Linked DNA regions of Mus musculus: region 2 is linked to region 1. The links are chromatin loops, found by intact Hi-C in ENCODE. Cell type or tissue: heart. All regions are shown on one strand.

The links. Hi-C counts contacts between places; a loop is a spot of excess contacts. Peaks named below come from ENCODE experiments on the same cell type or tissue, not always from the same donor. Only the 100,000 strongest peaks of a DNase experiment are listed, where the experiment ranks them.
Region 2: it touches region 1 in a loop (5-fold over the local background); 7 of 42 quality-filtered maps call a loop at or near these places.

Annotation. Positions count from the first base shown.
Region 1 is chr10:21,667,792-21,670,291 of GRCm38, reverse strand. No RefSeq gene overlaps it. Among named protein-coding and RNA genes, the nearest start is that of Gm5420, 22 kb to the left of the region's middle. In heart, no CTCF peak of the experiment used is centred here; a DNase peak (open chromatin) is centred at 1,151; H3K27ac peaks cover 799 bases.
Region 2 is chr10:21,995,144-21,997,643 of GRCm38, reverse strand. Sgk1 (serum/glucocorticoid regulated kinase 1) reads right to left here. Exons shown (of 14, transcript NM_001161845.2): 5 at 2,095-2,170; 6 at 1,746-1,850; 7 at 1,535-1,618; 8 at 1,290-1,421; 9 at 973-1,085; 10 at 542-665; 11 at 207-302. Among named protein-coding and RNA genes, the nearest start is that of Gm34267, 62 kb to the left of the region's middle. In heart, CTCF peaks have their summits at 1,511 (motif pointing right) and 2,214 (motif pointing right); DNase peaks (open chromatin) are centred at 403 and 1,513; H3K4me3 peaks cover 1,201 bases; H3K27ac peaks cover 130 bases.

The DNA.
Region 1 (2,500 bases):
CTCCTAACTCTATATCCTTCAATGTTTAACATCCTCATACTGTTTTTAGTTAATGATAATGAGAACTAAATCAGTGTGTTCAGATGAAGTTTTGGATTGTTATTGGATGACAGTTTCACCTACAGACAGATAAGTGATCTACTTCTGTGGTCATAGGAGCTGGCCTTGAAAGTCTCTAAAAAGAACCCTGAGAGCTGGCCAGCTTTCGGCACTGAGTATGGAAATGTCATCACGTCAATGTAGCTATAATGCCCACTTCCACTTGTTCTGCCATCAGCATCTGGGCATGGCTTGTTTTATTTTTGCATCCTCTGCGTCATTAAATGATAACGTTTAGAAAAGTCACATTTCATCGTGGCTGACAGTATCTCATGAGCACAGAGCTTAATAAAACAAAGCTGTAGTAAGGGTTTTGGCTTTGCTTCATATTTCATTTCCTGTCCGTGGCTTATTGTTCTTGGGGCTGGGGAGCATTCCGACGTCTTTTAGAATATAGAATTCACTTACGGGCAGCAGCCGTCCATTCACATCGGGCTAAGGGAAGGAAACAAAGGACACTGTAGTTCTCAGCAACACGAACAAGTTCATCTTGTGGCCTTCATCTTCATTGACATTTGGCGTGGGTTAAACTTGAGCTAAAGGGCTTGATTATTCAAAGTTCTCTGACTTTTTCTTGTTTACGTTGGCATTCTGATTCTGAAGTCTGAACCAGACTTTTCCTTTTATCCATTCCACCTTAGACCATGGATTACCAGAATAAAATATCCAGTGAGGTAGAAAGAAAGGTTGAGGCATGTGGGGGATAGTGAGAAAGGTCACAGCTGGCTAGGATTTTGCCATGCGCTGAGTTTTGAAAAATTTGTTACAGGATTTTAAAGTGTATTTTCCGCTCACTAAAAAAACCACTTGTGGAAACTATCGTGGCCGCCGTGGGAAAAGGAAAATGCTGGAAAAAGGAAAATATGCTCACCTCTGCTTCACCTTCTGCATAGAGGGGCAGACAGGACGACTCGCTCGCTCCTCCTCCGCCTATAGAGGAGGAAACAGAGAGGAATCTGCTGGAGAGCATCTGATCTGTTTCAGGAAAGAGAGCAAGGCAGGCTTGGGACCACCCGCGGTCACTTCCTGTGCAGAAGCGGGCTTCAGGCACACACCAGTCAGTGCCGCAGCCTCCCTGGAGCCAGGCGTTTCTATTGTGATGCCTAAAACAGGAAAAAACGGACACGTGTTTATGTGTGCGTCAGATACTTGGAAATCCACCGTTTTCTTGGCAACATCAGGATGTTTGTTTGTTTGCCCATTACCTCCCACCCACGAACTAAACAAATGTAAAGCCAGAGAAACGGCGTTTACAGTAGTTCAGAACGCGGGTCCTTTATGCCAATGTTTCCTTCTTAGGTCAAACTAAGACGTCCTACAGGAAGTAAACGCAGAAAATGAAAACTAAAAATTAATCAGATATATAAATATCTGGCCATGCCTACTATCTCAACATTGGGAGGACCAGGAGTTCAAGGTTATCCTCTGATGTATAACATGCTTGAGGTTCACACAGACTAGATGAGATGCTGCTTCAAAAAAAAATACATGTTATGTATATATGCAACAAAATACACACATGTGCACACAGGAACTAGAAGGTAACAAAGCGATGGATCTGAAAAACGCTTCAAGAGTTATATCGATGCAAATTTAGTCAAGTAAAATATTTTTAAATTAATTAATTTTTTTACACTCCATACTTTATTCTCCCCTTCCCCCGTTTCCCCCTGTCTACCCTCCTACTGCTCCACATTCCACACCTCCTCCCCATCCTCTGTCTCCACGTGGATGTCCCCACCTGGCCTCTAAACTCCCTGGAGCCTCCAGTCTCTTGAGGGTTAGGTGCATCATCTCTGAGTGAACACAGACCCAACAGTCCTCTACTGTATGTGTGTTGGGGGCCTCCTATGAGCTGGTGTATGCTGCCTGGTTGGTGGTGCAGTGTTGGAGAGATCTCAGGGGTCCAGATTAATTGAGCTGGTCCTACTACAGGATCACCCTTCTCCTCAGCTTCTTTCAGCCTTTCCCTAATTCAACCACAGGGGTCAGCAGCTTCTGTCCATTGGTTGGGTGCAAATATCTACATCTGACTCTTTCAGCTGCTTGTTGGGTCTTCAGGAGTGTGGTCATGCTAGGTCCCTTTTTGTGAGCGCTCCATAGTCTCAGTAATAGTGTCAGGTCTTGGGATCTCCCCTTGGGCTGGGTCCCACTTTGGGCCTGTCACTGGACCTTCTTTTCCTCAGGTTCCTCTCCATTTCCATTCCTGCAATTCTTTTAGACAGAAACAATTATGGGTCAGAGTTGTGACTGTGGGATGGCAACCCCCTCCCTCACTTGATGCCCTGTCTTCCTGCTGGAGGTGGGCTCTATAAGTTCCCTCTCCCTACTATCGGGCATTTCATCAAAAGTCCCTCCCTTTGAGTCCTGAAAGTCTTTCACCTGCCAGGTCTCTGGTACA
Region 2 (2,500 bases), 330 kb before region 1:
CCTGCCCTGAGATTCGAACAAGACTATTGAAAAAAGATCCAAAAGACTTATTTATAAAATTATAAAATGTAAAATAGCCAGTTGTCTCCTTTACTAAAGCTTTTGATAAGGCTTCTGACACAGAGAAGCCACGGTAGCTAAGCCTGCACGAGCAAGTCCACATATGTCTTAGAAGTGTTCTGGGCACGATGCTGTGTGTTACTCACCAGGCCGTAGAGCATCTCATACAGGACAGCCCCAAGACACCACCAGTCCACCGTCCGGTCATACGGCTGCTTATGGAGGACCTCAGGAGCCAGATACTGAAATGACACCAGAGAGAGGGGTTAGCTCTCAGAACCTGGCAGTCCGCACAGCAAACATGTGCTTTGAAAAGAGCCAGGGTCAACTGGCTCCCCTCCCCACCTCGTCTTGCGTGCGTGTGTGTGTGTGTGTGTGTGTGTGTGTGTATTTGGATTGCTTCTTAGTTAAAACCTCTGTGCTTTGTGATGTCCACTGGTCCCCTGTGTGTATACACCGGGCACTGCGTCAGACTGCCTACCTCAGGCGTGCCACAGAAGGTAGATGTTGTCCCGTTATGCTCAATATTCTCTTTGCAGAGCCCAAAGTCAGTGAGGACGATGTGCCCCTGGGAGTCTAGGAGAATATTCTCAGGTTTTAAGTCTCTGTAGGAAAAAGTAGTTACACAGGTAGGTTAGCTTGACTTCATGACAAACCCTCTGTAAAGATTGCTTGGGTATTAAGAAGATTGCTAATCCACTCCTGTTCCACAGCCAATCACAGAAAGGAGCCTTAGTTGGGCTGTTAGGATTATGCACCACCCTCTTGGTATGGGCAGTTGAGACAACTCACATGCTAGGGAATTGTTAGAGGTGACCAAAGTGCACATAATATCTCATTATTTTAGGACTCCAAAGGCTCAGCCTGGCCTCCCTCTCCAGCATTCAAGGTAGCTTTGAACCTTTGGCTCACCTATAAACGATGTTTAGGGAGTGCAGATAGCCCAGGGCACTGGCTATTTCAGCTGCGTAGAATCGAGCCCGTGGTTCCAGGAAGCAGCGCTCCCTCTGGAGATGGTAGAACAGCTGCGAGAGACAAAGAAACTGAGGCTTAGTGGGGTCGTTTAGTCAGGCCCGAAAGAGAAAGCTTGAAGGAAGTGGCCTGAAATAGCTTAATTCTGAGTAAGTTTCTCTCTCAAGTATCTTTTAAAAGCTCATCTCAAACCCAAACCAAGCAATGCAAACAGGAGCAGCCCCACTCCCACCATCAAGGTGGATGCCTCGGCTCACCTCTCCACCATTAATGTAGTCCAGGACAAAGTAGAGCTTGTCAGCGGTCTGGAATGAGAAGTGAAGGCCCACCAGGAAAGGGTGCTTCACATTCTTCAACAGAACATTCCGCTCTGACATAATATGCTTCTCCTAGGAGAGAGATGAGATTTAGTGGCAAATTCAGATTTCAACAGGGCAGCAAACCACAGGGTAGAAATTCTTCACCAGGCCTGCGAGCCCCGGCCACCAGGGGTCACCCTTACCTCTTTCTTCTTCAGGATGGCTTTCTTCTGTAAAACTTTGACTGCATAGAATACTTCTTCTGCCTTGTGCCTAGCCAGAAGAACCTGAAATGTCAAATCGGACAGTCATTTTTCTATCCTCATCCAGGGAGAAGATAAAAGTGAATGCATGAAAGAGTCGAGATGCAAAGTTTTCATCTTTTGGAAAAGATGAACTTTTGGTTGAACTTACCTTTCCAAAACTGCCCTTTCCGATCACTTTCAAGAAGTGAAAGTCGGAGGGTTTGGCGTGAGGGTTGGAGGACGGACCCAGGTTGATTTGTTGAGAGGGACTTGGCTAGAAAACAAAGCATCATCCTTTAATACGTACGCTGCACACAGCCTTACTGTTAACACATAAAATACCTTATGAAATATGTCTTTCAAAACATCCCAGTGACTCAGTACTTAAACACTTAAGCCACTTGTGATGTGACTAGACAATCCCGCCTTGATAGTTTTTACAAATACTGCCTTGACTAACCCCTACAGGAAAATACGGATACATTTATAATTTTCCTCCACAGTCAAGATATACTTACCGGAGGAGAGGGGTTAGCGTTCATAAGCTCCGGCTCCTGAGGATGGGACATTTTCAAAATGGACTGAACTTCAGCGCTGTGGAGATTAAAGGGCCATTTTAGAAACTCTTAAATTCGCCACCAGAGGGCACACAGACATAAGTTCTATTTCTGACTCAACCGTTCGGTATTTAAACCGAAAACATCCCAAGGAATTGCTTACAAAAAAAAAAAAAAAAAAAGGTAAGAAAATAACCCAGTTAAATACAAATTAAGGTTTGTTTATTGAGGGACGTGGATTTTGGTGAACATTCACGAGAATTAATCTTAAACCTCCGATCCAAACTCTACCCATAAATTAATAATGTTTAAAATGTTTCAAATAAGCAAAATGTTCAAGACCAGAAGAGATCTATCTACCCCGGAG